2 separate regions of the Mus musculus genome follow, and region 2 is linked to region 1. Evidence: chromatin loops called from intact Hi-C (ENCODE). Cell type or tissue: gastrocnemius. All regions are shown on one strand.

Region 1 (8,000 bases):
GGGGGCAAAAGTGTGAGGGAGAGGCAGGAAGATCAGAAGTTCAAGGTCATCTTGCTCTACACAGTGAGTTCAAAACCAGCCTGGGGCTACATAAGACCTGGATGAAGAAGGAGAAGGAGGAGGAGGAGGAGGGGGAGGAGGAGGCTGATTTGGTAGCAAAAACCTTTAATCCCACCACTCAGAAGGCAGAGGATCTATGAGTTTGAAGCTAACCTGGTTTATACAGTAAGGTACAGCCAGCTAGGACTATGTAGTGGGATTCTGTGGAAGGAAGAGGGAGAGGGGGAGGGGGAGGGGAGGGGTGGGGAGGAGGGGGAGGGGGAGGAGGAGGAGGGGGAGGAGGAGGAGGAGGAGGAGGAGGAGGAGGAGGCAGAGGCAGCAGCCCGGTGGTGGTCATACTCTTTTAATCCCAGTCTTGGGAGGCAGAGGCAGGTGGATCTCTTGAGTTCAAGGCCAGCCTGACCTACAGAGTTCCAGGATGGCCCAGGTTACACAGAGAAGCCCTGTCTCAGAAACAAAACAACAGGGGCTGGCAAGATGGCTCAGCGGTTAAGAGCTGAGGTCCTGAGTTCAAAGCAAGCAGAGGTCCTAAATTGAATTCCCAGCAACCACATGATGGCTCACCTGAACAGCTACAGTGTACTCATATACATTAAATAAATTAATTTAATCAAATAAACAAAACAACAAGAAGAAGCTAAACTTGGGGTTCAGATTCCACTTCCCCAGCGCTACCTCCCCCCTTTATCTACACACTGACCTTCCTCTCAGTGTGTAACATTTGGCAGCCGGCAAGCTTTGTCTGTTCCAGATATTCTCAGAAAGAACCAGGCAGTGGGGAGCCTGTCCAGTTGGCTGCAGGGGCTCCTCCCTGCTGAGTAGCGTGCAGGGATCGGATGGCTGCCACTGGTTGTCAGTCATCTGGGATATTTTTACCCTGTGGGCTGACACGCCCACTGATCTCTCTCCACATTTATAGTAACCCGCTTGCAAAAGCTGGTTGCTCAATCTGCAGCCTTCTGGGAACCAATGTGGAAAGGTTCCCCGACCGGTGTGTGTATGTTTGTGTGTGTGTGTGTGTGTGTGTGTAAGAGAGGTCTGTGCTGTGCGGAGGCCCCAAAGCCCCAAAAGTCTAGACCTAGGAAACAGCTGCTTACAGCACCCCCTGCTGGATCTTGGGGAAGGATCCTTTTTGGTTTGGTTTGGCCTGCCTCAGTGTGTGTGTGTGTGTGTGTGTGTGTGTGTGTGTGTCCAGAGATCCTCTTCTTCACCCTCCCTCTCCTCTCCAGGCTGGGATTACAAACACAAATGATCATGATGCCTGGCTTTCTTATGATATTAGGACTTGAACTCAGGTCTTTCTGCCCATTTTCCCGTTATTTACTGAGCTATCTCTTCAGCCCCTCCTTTTTGTTTTTGTTGTTGTTGTTTGTTTTGTTTTGTTTTTTGAGGCAGGATTCCTCTGTGTAACCTGGCCGTCTTGGAACTCATACTGTAGACCAGGCTGGCCTTGAAGTCAGAGATCTGCCTCCTGAGGAATTAAAGGCATTGCCCACATCTGACTTCAAGAATTAAATTATCAAAGAGGAAGCCATGTGTCTGTGAGATTCTGGACTTGTCTGGCCAGTGATATTCTATGAAACCCATGTGACACATGGCCCTTAGTCCTGCAGGCCCTTCAGTGTCCCATCACTCCTAGTTCTTGGAGGATGCTCTCTGTACCCTGTCACCACCTCCTATGCTGCCAGTGGAGGGTGTGTCACCTCTGATCATCTCCAGCCTCAACTAGGCCTCACTTTCATCAGCCCCTCTACCATAGCTCTATCCTAGCCTCCTCTGGGAAGCCCCCCTATGATGGTAAATTATAACTGTCAACTTGACACAGCATGGAATCACTCAAGAAGAAAGGCTGAGGGAGAGAATCCCTCAGAGAGAGATTGTGCATGGGGGCCCATGTGTGGGTATTTGCCTTGATCATTAATTGAAGTGGGAAGACTCACTCTCAGTGTGGGGCAGCACCATTCCCTAGGCCCCGTCCTGACCTGTGTAAGAGTGAAGAAAGCTAGTTAAGCATGAGCCAGCAGGCAGCATGAGTGTGTCCATTTCCTCTCTGCTCCTGACTGTGGATGCGATGTGACTCACTACCGGAGTTCCTGTCAGGAATGGTGACCTCAAACTGTAAGTGAAATGTCCCTTGTTTCTCTGTGGTGCTGTCACCACCGCAATAGAAATGACACTAGGACACCCCCCCCCATAACTGCTCCCTCAAGCTTCCCTCCTCAACACCCCTGGAGTGCTTTTGTACCCCAGTCAATGCCAGGTCGCTTTGGAATAGTTGAGATCCTAACTCTGGTTGTTGGAGCATGTACACACACACACACACACACACACACACACACACACACACACACACACACACACCAGGCCTGGCATTGTGATGGACACTCTGGTCTGTGACCCAGAAGCATGTCCAACTTCACAGGAAATATCTGCCCAACGCCTGCTGCATGCTTGGCACCAGGGTCCTGGGGTGGGGTGCAGGTGGAGGCGCCCAACCGACGCCCTTCCTCCCAGATGGCTTTGCTATCCTGCTGCTTCTTGCAAGGGGCATGGCCGAATCACAGACCTTAGCAACCCCCACCCATTTAAGACAATACACCTGAGAGAGGCAGAGACAGGGGCTTCAGGAATTCAAGGAATAAATGAGCTAGATAGCAAGGTAGAGGCCAGCCTGGGCTACATGAGACTCTTGTCAGACAAACCAAAATGAAGCCGGAGGATTATAAGTTTTGGAACAGCCTGGGCTGAAGGTGAAGCCCTAACTCAGGAAAAAAAAAAAAAAAAAAAAAAAAAAAAGCAATGAGCAAAAGCCAGAGTCTCTGCAGGGGGCGGAGCAGCCAAGGAGGTGGGGGGAACCTCTGTATTCATGTTCACTCCACTGTCCTGCTTTGATCTGTCCCTGGGACATTTGGACTGTCTGACAGGCCGTTCCTGGCTCTCACATGCAGCCTGGGCCTTCTGTTCTTCCCGTAACTACCCAGGAGTCTTTCTGAGATATCATCGACCACAGCTTGTCCTTTAAGCACGCCCTTTAAGCTTTTCCCAACTCTGAAGACAACGCCCTCAATCCTCATCCTGTGCCTAGAGGACCGACTTCTGGGTAATTCCAGTATTGACCACTAGAGGGCGGTTTGCACACGTCGGATGCCCAGTGGCGCCTTTAAGGGCTGGCCAGTGTCCCGTTATTCTTGGGATGTGTCAAATCCGACTTTAACTGTTCACGGGCTGGTTTGGGAATGGCTAACCTTGAGCAATTTTATTTTGTGAGTGTTCCAGAGAGCCTCTCCCACACCAGAAAAATGTCTTTCTTAATCTTTAGCATTTGAAAAGGTCTTAACACTAAGTGGCTTGCTAAGGAGCCCTAAGCTAAAACCCAGGTCTCATGATTAAGATTCTGAACCATGAACAACAGCCATCTGTGCTGCTAACCTCTGTCCCACTTGCTGGGCTGCCTTGGAGCAATTCCCTACATCTCTGAGCTTGCCTTGCCATTGGCAGCTCATGGAAGGGAGCGAATATTAGATTACTGCCATGCAAAACCTCTGGCAGCCTCTATGACGCTAGAACAGGAGATGCATGGCGGTGCAGAACTCAACAGGGTGAGGCAGGACAACCATGACATTGAGGCCAACCTGTATTACATAGCAATTACTTATTTACAAAATAAATAAGAAATAAAAGTGGGTGTGTGCGCAATCTCTCCGGAGATGGGACTACAATAAAAACGCTTGGATGCCCAGCTCCCAGAAAGCAACTATTAGGCACCTGCTATATGCGGAGCACTTTCCACCCTGAGAAGGTGCTTAGGTTCTCTCATTCAGCAAGTGTCCGGGTGGCCACCATGTGCCTAATGCCCTTCTGTGTGTTGGGATCGTGTTGGGCTGGGTTCCCTAGAAGGAGAATGGGAGGCAGAGGCTGGTGGCTAAGGGATGTCCCCGGGTAGAGAGAATAAGCCTAGTAGTCAAGGGCAGCTGTGCAGTAAAGGCTGTCTATGGGACAGAAGTATAACAACCAGGAGCGGGGAGCAGCTTGAAGCAGCTGCAGGTACAGAGAACGGCCACCAGGGGTCGCTGTGGTTCCAGTCACTAGAGCAGAGCGCCTGGCCACAGACAAAACCCGCAGCTACTCCAGGCTTCTGTGGCAGTTTTAAAACCAAGGAACATCTACTTTTTGAGGCTCTAGACACGTTAAGCGTGAAAAGCAAACAAACAAACAAATGTAACAAACCCAGGCTGCTTAAGATACACTGTTGAATATGTTTGTATTTAAAAGGCTATCCCCACTTTTTCTCTCTCTGACTCTTTTCTCTCCCCTCCCCACCCCACTCTCTCCACATGTTCCTGCCGGCCTCTTCCCTTCCCCATCCTCCCTTCTCAATCCCCCTTCACATGCCCCTCTTCCCATGCCCCCAAATAAACTCTATATTATATATATATTTTTAAAGGCTATCTTCAGTTCCCATATTCAGATGCCTTGTCGTGTTGCCAAGCCATGGAGCTTGCAGACAATGTCTATGGAAATAGCAACAGTTCTTTAGCCCAGGAAGCCAGGCACAGGGTTGGGGCGTTCATATGCATCTCCAAAGTAGGTCCGGGGTTCAGTTTGCACAGCTGTCTTTGGGATAATTATGAAACGGTTATTGGGATCTATGTCCTTGGGAACTATGAAATGGCAGATCCTGGGGGCTGGAGAAACAGCTCAGACGTGAAGACCACTTTGGTGTTCTTGCAGAAGACTGCAGTTCAGTTCCCAGTACACATATCGGCTCACAGACACCTGTAACTGCAGAACCAGGGTGGTCTGGCGCTCTCTTCTGGCCTTTATGGGTATTGCACACATGTGTGCACACATTCACAGATAGGCAGACACATACGCATACACATAATTTTTAAAATAAAATCAAAATGGCAGGTTCCGGCCACTACCTACCCAGCGAAGACCAAAGCTGGGCTCTGGCTTCTACATCCCTAAGATGTTGTCATTACTTGAATATTTGCTGTGTACTAGACAGATGGTACCACGTTGACCATTTGTGTTCAGTATTTGTGACCTGAGAGAGTGCTGATGTCATCATTCCCTCGTTTTTACAATGAGGAGGCTGAGGCACAGAGAGATGACGGTTGATAGGGAAACAGGTTTGCACCGCAGCGGCTAGGCCAGCTCATGAGTGCTGCCCACTGTTCCTCTCTGTGCAGCACCCAAGGACTGCCCGCTGTGCTGGTGACCCCAGAAAGAGCATCTCAACCCAGGTCAGGAAGTGTGACCAGTGCCAAGGGACCCCGGGAGGCCTAGGGAGGAAGGGAGGTCACGGGCTCAGGCCCCAAACTGCATCTGTCTAGAACAGAGATTCTGAACCTTCCTAATGCTATGGCCCTTTAATACAGTCCCTTAAGTTATAGCGACCCCCAGCCACAAAGTTATCTTTGATGGCACTTCAGAACTGTAATTTTGCTGCTGTTATGAATCACAATGGAAATACTTTCGGAGATAGAGCTTTGCCAAAGGGGTCTCAACCCACAGGTTGAGAACCGCTGGTCTAGAAGGAGCCCCATTTATCTGGCCAGGCTGCTTTGGTGAGGGTCTCAGTTCAGGATTGTCCCCAGACAGGTGGCACACACTGGGTGAAACGAGGAAGAGTCACATGTCTAAAAATAGTGCCTGTCTCCCAGAGCCTGTCTGTCACAGGACAGAGTGGAGCAGCTAGGAGGTGGGAAGGATTCTCTGGAATTTGGGGGTTAGGTATACAGGTTCAGGGGAGCTGCCCCACTCTGAGGTTTGGCAGTGAGCTGGGCTGGAGAGCTGAGGTACTGGGGCTACACGTGGCACCATTCTGGAGTCAGGTTTACGCCATCCAGTGCTGTGCTTTTGCAGGAAGCATCTTCTATGTAGGAAGTGGAAGGAGCTTTGTGATGTGATACCCATTTCTCTCATCTACTCCCTTAGGACATGGGTCTCCACCCCCAATCTGCCCCTCTTCCACCACCCTGCTTTTACCCTGCCCTGAGACCACATCGCCCGCCACAGACAGATAGGAAAGGCTTTATGTGGAGAAGGACTTGTAAGCTGATACACACAGCACACACAGTGCTCCCTCTGGTCTCCCTCTGTGGCTATGGCTACCATCTGCCCTCTGCTGGGCCACAGGAATGTCTTCTGTTGGAGGGGCAGGGACTCCGTCACGGGCCTCTCTGACCCAGCTTTGTATGGCTCTTGGCCCTGTGGTCTCAGACTGTGGGCAGCAGCTGTTTGGGGGCAGGACATGGTTTCCTCCTGACATCAGCTTTGGCAAGGGAGCAGGCAGGGGTGGGAGGCCAGCCCTGTGGCAGCAGGCTGGATGCATTGTAGCTCCCTGGGCAAGGCTCTATGACCATACCGTGCCCACGTATAATTCACAGGAAAGCCACTTCCTGCCCCACCCACTCCAAGGTCCAGATGAGGGTGGGCGAGAGGGATTTTGGATGGACATTTCGCTCATGGCAATTGGAAATGGTTTTCAGATGTATCACGGAATGTGGAACAAACCCAGGCAAACTTCCCTGCAATCCTATAAATCACCAGCAGATGGCGCTATTGGCCACACGACAGGATTCTGGCATCCTGGATTGCTCAGTGGTAGAACTTGAACCTGGGACTGAAGTAGAAACTCTCAGGCCATAGGCTTACACACTGCAGGTGGTTTACAGCAGGCAGATGGGAAAGGCATGCCTGGCCCAGACGCTGGCCAGAAAGGGTAGCTGCAAGAAGCAAATGAGGTACCTCCTTCCTACCAGTACCTACTATTCAGAGAGGCATGTTGGTCTCTGAGTTCAAGCCTGGACTACGATCCCTCACAGAATTAATTTCCTGGAAGAAAAAAAAAAATCAATGCTTGTCCCTCGGTGCCAGACATTAAAGTCCTCAGGATTGGCGGTGGCGGGCTGTTTTGACAGGGATGAGAATGGAGACACCCAAGAGACTGCTGGAAGCTCAGTCAAAATGCCTCATTTCCTGACACCCGCGTCGCTGAGCACACTGTCATTGAGTCAGGACACGCAGCCACCCGCCCCTGCAGCCATTCATCCCTCCCCACCCCCACCCTCCCACATTTCATTTGCGAGCCCCTCGGTGTGCAGCTCGGCTCGTGGCGGCTGCGGCGGCAGAGCAGAAACCCCAAATGATCTATTTATGGGGCCGTCCTTCCGTGTTGCTTGCATATTGTAATTAAGAGATAATGTCAGTGGAATAGAACGTTGTCACCCAGTAACGGCCTCCCGCCGCCTCGGAAATGTCACGGCAAAGTCACAGATATATCAAGCGTAAAACTGACGTTTGTTTTCAGAGCAGGGAACGCGGATCCTGGGACAGCGATACAGCTGCGGCTTCATTTCTGTCTTGGGGGTGATGAATGCCAGTGGATGGTCGGGCCCACAGGAGGAGGGGTTCTTGTCTGTTGCGGAGACCAACTGGGCCTGTGCTTTGCTTGACAGATGGAGGATAAGGCTGCCCTCTGGGTCCCATAATCTGCTGTAGCCACCAAGGTGGCCCGGGTGCCCTGGCTCCCGGCTGGGCAGTGTGTTTTCTGCAGCCCAAGCTGGCTGCCAGCTGGCCGGGTTCCCCTTCCTGTCACCATGTTGTCTCTGGAGAGCTAAGCTGCTGCTGGGGTGGCATGTCCTTGGACAACCTCAGTTTCCGAGTCACTCCCCCAGAGCCACAAGGGCCTTAGGAGGAGGACAGCAGTGACTTTGTGACTGGGGTGTCTACACTGTGGAGTGGCCTGGTGGGACCACTCCCCTGGCTGATGGTGTATCTGACATAGCCCAGCCCCCAACACATTTATTTATTTATTTATTTATTTATTTATTTATCATATGTGAGTATACTGTAGCTGTTGTCAGACACTCCAGAAGAGGGCGTCAGATCTCCTGATGGATGGATGGTTGGGAGCCACCATGTGGTTACCG
Region 2 (8,000 bases), 210 kb after region 1:
CGGGTGCGAGAGGCAAAAGTGGAGAGGCCACAGTGGCATCGGTGACAAAGGTGGGATTTCAAAGGGATGGAAGGGACCTGGAGTTGGATTCTGGCTACCTGATGGCCCAAGATCTTTGATCTTTCTCTGTGTGGTATGTGTATGCTTAGGGGACAGTGCTGTTTTCCTGGGCTCACACTTGGGTGGGGCCTGAGCCTGAACTGGAAGCTGCCTCCTTAGGGACCTGGCCCCTGCCTGCCTTAGGACAAAGATTACAGTTGTGGCGTGGAGAAGTGTTGGGGGCCTATAGGGTTGGGCCAAATGCCCCAAGTTCCCTAAAGAGAGATTAGCCTGACCCTAAGGAATCCTGACCCTGGGCAGAGCCAGTGGTTGAAGGGTAGTGGCTTAGACCAGGGTCCTTTGGATGTCTCCAGTGCAGGCGATGGAGTGTATGCTCAGTAGACACACTCTCCCTTGAGAGCCCTGCCGGCCACTGGATGTGGTCTGGTTGAGTACCTAGGCCTGGTGGGGAGGCTTAGCCACTGTTCTGTTAGAGTTGATGCTGTCCCCATTGCCAGGTCAGGCTGACCTTTCCAAGAGTGCACCGTGTGCCTCGTTGGGGACCCTGCACACAGCAGTGAAGTAGGCTGGCCAGGTGAGTAGTGTGGCCAGCCAGTGGCCAGTGCACTGAGGTCAGGGGCCATGAGCGCCAGGCTCCATCCAAGTGAGGAGATGATGGGAGGGCGTGGAGATCCCCGTAGGCAGGATGGAGATGGTCCCAGAGGAGCGACTGGAGGGTTTTGGCCTCTTGTGTTGTGATGATTCCCAGGGAGAAAGCAGGGCTCTTGTATGGATTGAGGTATGGCCAGACGTGGGTCTGGCTCTGGACTCTTTCTTGTCCCTAATCAATGCCCTAAAGGAGATGTTGGCTCCCTCCTTTCCTCACTCTGGGCCAGCATCTGACTCTTGCTAGGGAAGGAGAGGTAGTGAATGACCCTTGTGACCCCAGTTTCCACGTGCAGCATGTTTCTGCTTTGCCCATGAGAAGTTGGCATGGTTGAGGAGTATGGCTCAGTGATGTAGCCAGCCAAGGGTCTGGGGGACAGGACATTCTGACTCTGCAGACCAGGCTGCCTGTGGCTCTGTAGGTGGGCAGCTGGCCTTAGGGCAAGCCCTGATGACTTTGTCTGACATGGTTTGAAGTACCTCCTTTGTACCAGTGATTGGCAAGTACAGAGATGCTGAGGTCTGAAGTGTTTCAGGGAGAAGGTGGCCGAGGCAGGTTCACAGATGATCTCACAGGGCTCCCTGTGCCCCCCATGGGATACTGTCGGTCTCTGGTCCACTTGTACTGAATGATCCAACACTTAATGAACTCAGTGAACGCATCCATCACTTAAGTCCAGAGCAGGCTCAACATTTCTTAAGGAAGGAGGATGTGGCTAGAGGCCTCGGGACAGGGAGGGCACGTTTCTCCGACTTCTTGCTCTGGGAGGGTTTTCTTTTGCAAGGGAGTCTAAGAAAGCTGCTTCAAGGGTGGAGGTTGGGGTGGGGTGCCCTCCTAAGCTTCTCCCTGAGGGGGATCTAGGAGCCCCAGACAGTGGGAGAGCCTGTTCTCCCATGTGTTAAATCAGAGGCTTACACACTTGCTGAGCTCAGACCCCTGTGGAGGGGATTGGGGACTGGAACAGTCACAGCCCCTGAGCCACTGGAGTGCTTCATGGGTCCCAGGTAGAGCATGAGAAAGGGTCACCTTTGGCCACCATTTCGCCCCTCCCCTCTGTGGCGACTGGGCTCTTTCAGCTCTCTGCCAGCTTCAGGCCCCCTGCCTTGACTTCCTGTCTTGGCCAATTTCACTTCCTAAGTAGCTGCCTCTGAAATTCCTTCCTTAGAAATTAGTGGGGTGGGAGAACCCAAGACCGCAAGGCAGGCTGGCAAAACTGTTGCACCGAGCACACAGGCCCAACACTCCCAGGACAGACATTCAGGGGATCTTCATGGATCCCTGCCTCTGACACTCAGGTGTCTAGAGCTCCTTTTTGAGAGAGCCATTTGCAGCTCAATCAAAACCCATGAGTGTGGAACAAAGAGCTGGTCTTTGGGGAGTAGATGCTATGGAGATGAGAGGCCACCCTACCCCCATCCCTAGAGCCAGCCGCAGGGCCCAAAATGCTCCTTGGGCAGATGTCCTGGGGCCTTCTCTGGGGTTGGGAGCAGTAGAGCTGTCTGTTCTCTGTAGCTCTCCAGCCTTAGGAGCTTTGGGGTGTCCTTCCAGGAGCACCCTGACATTTTCACAGGGGGTATGCTTGCATAGGCCCCCTTTGGAGTTCCCTGTGGAGCACGGTGGGATTCTGTGGGAATGACCTGTGTCCTCAGCAGGATTAGGAATCTCTCCACCAGCCGGCCGGGATACAGGGAAGCACCATCTTTCTGTCCCAGTCCCCTGGACTTCTAGAACAGAATGGAAGGGCAAGGGCTAGAGGGAAGAGTTGGTTCTAGAAGTCAACCTGACGGGATGCTGCTCTAGGAGGCTGCTTAGTTGTCTTGGCCTCCCGGGAGCCCTTGGGACCTTGCAGCAGGTGTTCTCGGAGAATAGAGGATGTATTAGGTAACCAGGGTCCCCAGACCCTTGGCCAGACCTCTGGGAGTCCCATACCTCCCCCCCCCCCCAAATGGCTGTGGTGTTGGAGTACTCCTAAGTACATCCCAAGTTCCCCACCCTCCACCCCCATAGAAAGCCTTGGCCACCCACAGCCCTCCGAGAGGTCCAGGCTTTGGGGGCCTGTGAGGAAAGGGGGGGTGCGACCGCAGGTGGAACCGGCTGGCTGGCGGGAGGGCTGGCTGGCGGGCGGGCGGAAGAGGCTGCTTGCTCCCTGCCTGCCGGGGGTGGGAGCTCTGTTTTTCTGGATCCCTCAGTCTGTTCTTACCGCTGCTGACGCTGCCACGGATGGGGAGAGAGGGAGGGAGCCTGTGCCAGTTGGCCCGCCCAGCCGAACCTGGGCCTGTGCCCGGCCCCCGCCCGCCCCCGCCCGCCGCGTCTGGAGGTCACATTCAGTCCTGACGCGGCTCGTTGGGTCAGGCAGCAAGAAGAGCCGCGCGGAGCCCTGGGTCCCACAGCCCAGCCGTTTAGGGACACGGCTGCCTGGCCCTGTCTTGCCCGGGGCTTTTGGATTTCTTGTGGCTTGGTGGGTCTGGGGGCTCCGGGACAGCACCCTCACCAAGTGTCCTCTCTGAGACACTGGTGCCTGGAAGATCTGCGGACGCCGCGTGCGCACTGGTGACGCCTGGCACAGAGAAACCCAGCACACAGAACTGACAACTTCCCGCTGCTGCCGTAGCCCTCGCTCCCTTCCCAAGCAGGAAGGGCACTGCTCTGTTCTTTGGGGCAGCTGGTAGCTGCAGCCGGAGGAGTCCTGGGGCCATCCCCAGTGCCTGCTTTTGCCCTCTCGGCTCCTGAGGATGTGAACAGAGGTAGAACCGGGGGATACCAGCAAGAAGCCCTAAGGAGCCTTGCGGCCACAGCCTCCTAATCACCGCTCCGCTCCCTGGAGCATCCTTCCAGCCGGATGTTTCCGGAAAACTTGGCCGAGGGGGAGACGCAGATGAGAGGATGTGAGTGGTCCCCAGCTGGCGGGGCAAGAGGGTGGGGTTGGCTGGTGACGGGGACTTCTATGGGGCTACAGGAAATTTCAGCTGCACATGTGGTGGTGGTGGGGTCTTGGAATTTTGGACCCGTGGCCTGGCGCTCCTTCTTGCCTTTCTAGGGTGCAGCCAAGATCCCCTGGAAGGAGGCTGTACTTAGTCTTAGCTCCAAGCGTGCCTGGGGCATTCTCAGCGGGGCTTCCCCGGGGTGGACAGAGCAGCTGGGCTGTCTCTACGACACGGGATATGAAGTGCTCCTGTGCACAGCACCCTAATGTAAGGTTCCTAGAACAAGAGTAGAGGAAGCTCCTGTCTCCCCAGGGCTGTGTGGCACACTCTGGGAAGGGCCTCCCCAACAGCTCTGCCCAGTGCTCTTCCCTGACCACACGTGTTCGGGAACAGCTGAGCGTCATCCCCCCCACCCTGACAGTTTCTAGCTTTTATAGGCTGAGTTAGTTGGGAGACCCAGCTGTTCTGACTCCCTATTGACCTAACTGAATTTGGAAATGTCTGTTCCCCGGGGTCGGGCCACCCTCCCCTCCCAAGTCTTCATTGCACCCCACCCCCAACAGCTCCAAATGGAGACCTGCCCTGGGGTTCCGGGCCTGCGATCCCTCGGCCTGACGTGTTTGTTGGGCCCTCTTGGACGGCACTCGGGTAATATAAATAAACGCAGCCCCAGCCGCCAGGTTCTGGAAGTGGCAGCTGCTGCTGGCGCGGGTGGAGGGAAAGGTCAGGGGCTGAGTTACACTTGATCCTGAGCCCTGGCCCTCCCTGCCTCCTGTCCTTGAGGAGCCCTGAGAAGCTGCTCTGGAGCCACGTGGCTCTTGTGGTCACTGTAGGCCAGCAGGTGGCCTGGCTATCCCGCACCTCCCCCAAACCATGGCGCGTCCCCCTCCCCCCCAATGCTGCTACTATGGGAAGCTGAGGCTTCAGACCCACTCCTGAGCTGGGTGAGGTGGGTGAGAAACCTTCAAGAATTCCAGTCTTGACCAGGGTGTGGGGGAGGGGCAAGACTGACTCAAAGCCATGTAGACCTAGGGGGTCACTTGCTGGTGTGTTGGGGGTTTTATTGTTTCCTTTGTTTGTAGTGAGCCACCAACTGGGGTTTGAATGAGGGGGTGGTGAGAAGGGGGTGGGCCCCCTCCCCTGCCCTCCCCGCCCCCTGCAATTCGTAGTTACAGCCTCTTGTTCTGCTTTGACTTGTGTTGAAGAACATGATTTGAAGCCTGGTGGTAGGAAATGGGACTTAGCCTTGTCACAAGTGGCTTTGAAGCTCCGCCGAAGCGCCGGCCTCCTAACCTCCATCCCCAGGGGCAGGTTTCTGGCACTGCCATGGGAAAATGGCCAGCTTTGCCTTCAAGGGAGCTGGGGCTCATTGAAGGTTGCTGAGGGTGCACAGCCTTCTAGTATAGCCCAAGGTTTGTAGCCTCAGAGCTTGTGAGCCATGAGGTCTGTGGCCTTGGGGAGGGGTTGAGGGGGGCCTCCGCAGATCTGAAGATTGTCCCACCATGTGGTCTCAAGCTGTGACTTGAGACAGATCCACCCGTGACTGCTAAGTGCCAGGTGGGCCCTGAGTCTGGTGTGGCTCTTGAGGTGTGGGGGGGCCCCAAGCTCACCCTGCTCCCCTCCCCAGCTCGGCCTTGCTCTGACCTGAGCTCTTCCAGGGCTCGTTCCCCTTCACCTATGGTGAGACCGGAAAGCGGGCTTGTTCTCCTGAGGCCTCACTGCAGCTGTGCAGTGTCAGAGCTGGGTCACCACAGCTCCCGCCCAACTGGGGAGGGAAGGATGGGGGGAGGCTGTCTTCTGCCCCCTAGAATCTTAACTGTGGCCTCGCTTGGGGCCATGCCTGTTACTGTTTGTTTCCTGGTCCCTCCCTGGCTGTGCCCCCTTGGCTTTGGACGGTAGTGAACCCTCATCTGCCCTCCACCTGTAGGCCTCCTGGAACATGGGAGGAACTGGTCAGCCATTGCCCGTATGGTGGGCTCCAAGACCGTGTCCCAGTGTAAGAACTTCTACTTCAACTACAAGAAGAGGCAGAACCTGGACGAAATCCTTCAGCAGCACAAGCTAAAGATGGTAAGTCTGGCCAGAACTCGGTGGCCACGTCCACTGGGAACTGGGGCCAGCCAGGCCTCCCACAGCCTCGCTCATGTGGCCCCTGGCTGCCTGGCATCTGCATGGGGAGGGATGGGTGGGCTGGGCCCTGACTCAGCCAGGAATCGGACCTGGAGGTCCTAAGTGAGCAGCTTCGCTTCTGCTTGGCTGCCCTTTTGAACAGTCGGGCTACAGGGACAGGGAATGAGGGTCCCAGAAGACAGAGGCTGGAGGAAGACTTGGGGCCCACACTGACAGCTGTATCTCTAAGCAGGGCCTTTTTTACATCCATGGCCAGGAGGGCCACTGGAGCCACTGCACTGCCTTCCCATGATCCTCCCCAACCCCATCTTAACGTCATCAGCCTGTTAGGGCTGGGGAAACTGAGGACCAGGGAAGCTCTTCAGCCACCTAAGTGGGTGTATGAACTCAGAGCCGAGTAGCTCTACCACCTCTCCAATCTCCCGCCGTGGTCTGAGTGAGGCTTGTGAAGGACACCTTGAGGCCCATCGTTCCCTGGCTTTAAAGTTGTGTGGGTTCCTGTGCAGTGAAAGATGTATTGCTCTTTCCTGAGCCTCGAGGCCCAGTGCAGGGTACACAGCAGCACAGGGTGCGGTAGAGCATGGTCCAGCAGCCAGAGACACAGCATTGCTCCATTAGGGCTCCTCTCAAGACCCATGTGGAATCCAGGGACACCCTTGTTGGCCCACCCTCCTGCCCCAGCTATTTCTTACGGCTCGTGTCCCCCGAACATATGACTGCCCAACTCTCCATGTCTCCAGGGAACTGCTCCCTCTGCTCTCAATGACCCCCGGTGGGACAGTGGACCCAAGGACATAGTCATCTAAAAGGGGCCAGGTCTGAGCTTGTGGTCTGAGCACCATGTGACCTGACCAGCTTCTCCCTACTGAGCCACTTCTTTAGCTAGAAAGTAGGTGGAGGGGACAGTGACACGGACAGGAAGGAGGTGCCCGTGAATGGGAGGCCCTCTGTGGGGCTTCCTGCCTGCTTGCTCTTTGTGATACCCCTGTCACTGATGTCATAGCTACCCATCCCATGTCCTCTAGGTACCTGAAGCCCTTGCGATCACTATGCAGCAATTACCAAGGGGCTGTCTGCTGATAGGTGTAGGGGTGTGTGTGTGTGTGTGTTTGTCTAGGCTGTGCCACTTACAGGCTGTGTGGCTTTTTAGCTAAGAGTCTTATCTGCTCTGTGCCTCAGTTTCTCTGCCTGTGAAATGGGAAGGATAACAGCTCCTCCCAAGTGACAGGGCAGTACTTGAAAAGGGGACACTAGGCAATTCGCCAGCTCCCCACCAGCTAAAGCCAGATGGCAGAGGGCTCAGGGTCTTTGTGGTGTGGTATGTCTATCCCAGGTGATAGATGGATGCAAGCCTGCGTGCATGGAGTCCCTCCAAAGGACATAGGGCTCTGCCCGGTGGGAGTGTGCTCTGGCCCTGTAGCTTGTGCTCAGAGCGCACAGCCTGGCCTCTGGGCCTCAGTTCCCACCTGCTTCAGGAGTGTATGAGGAGCAGGTACCTTCCACTGAGGAAAGTCCAGTGTCTGGCCCAGGTCACAGAGTAGGACAGAGTTTGTGTATAGTGGGCAAAGGCGTGGTTGGAGTGTCTGGAGGAGCTTACTACTTAGTGGGATGTGGGAATCATGGTGAGCTATTGAGCTGAGGTGACTCTGGTCTGAATGGGATGGAGGCAGGCTGCCCAGGAAAGGGGACCCCTGCCCCGTTCTTAGCTTTGTCATTCAGGTGGCTGCCCTGGCGGAGGCCTGTAGAGGAGGTGGGCTGATTCTCTCCCCAGGCAACCTCAAGAGCTGGCTGGCTGGTCCTGAGGATCATGATAAGAGCAGTGAGCAGAGGCGGAGGCCCCTGAAGTACAGAGCGAGTACCGTGTTGTATGAGTGTATGAGCTGGCCTGTGGCAGCCCCTGACCTGGGCTGTCTGTTCTCACCCACTCGGCATCAGGCTGCCACTGTAAAGAGGGTAGGCCAAGCTGCACTAAGGATGCTTGAGCCCGGAGGATCAGGAGTTCAGGGCCAGCCTAGGCTACAGGACCGTGTCTCAAAAAGAAAATGACAAGAACTAAGAGGTTCACTTCTGTTCTCTGAGTCCTGAAGCAGTGGCTAGGGCCTTTGGCTGCTGGCCCGGCCCCGTCTGAAAGCAGGAAGGCATGCCACCCTCAGCCACCCAGAGAACAGGGGAGGCAGGAGGTCAGTGGGTGTCCCTGCCTCTCATCCCAGGCCTGGCCTGCACATGGCTGCTGGAGACTC

Evidence for each region. Hi-C counts contacts between places; a loop is a spot of excess contacts. Peaks named below come from ENCODE experiments on the same cell type or tissue, not always from the same donor. Only the 100,000 strongest peaks of a DNase experiment are listed, where the experiment ranks them.
Region 2: a loop joins it to region 1, with 3 times the contacts of the local background. A loop is called at or near these places in 12 of 42 quality-filtered maps.

What each region holds. Positions count from the first base shown.
Region 1 is chr5:125,266,895-125,274,894 of GRCm38, reverse strand. No RefSeq gene overlaps it. Among named protein-coding and RNA genes, the nearest start is that of Gm32585, 18 kb to the right of the region's middle. In gastrocnemius, CTCF peaks have their summits at 1,144 (motif pointing left), 3,172 (motif pointing right), 4,110 (motif pointing right), 6,618 (motif pointing right) and 1 weaker place; DNase peaks (open chromatin) are centred at 6,332, 6,609, 7,091, 7,624 and 6 more places; H3K4me3 peaks cover 1,063 bases; H3K27ac peaks cover 5,003 bases.
Region 2 is chr5:125,053,433-125,061,432 of GRCm38, reverse strand. It overlaps Ncor2 (nuclear receptor co-repressor 2), which reads left to right. Exons shown (of 47, transcript NM_011424.3): 18 at 5,558-5,700. Among named protein-coding and RNA genes, the nearest start is that of Rflna, 54 kb to the right of the region's middle. In gastrocnemius, a CTCF peak has its summit at 4,437 (motif pointing right); DNase peaks (open chromatin) are centred at 3,547, 3,784, 4,351, 4,579 and 1 more place; H3K4me3 peaks cover 5,667 bases; H3K27ac peaks cover 7,732 bases.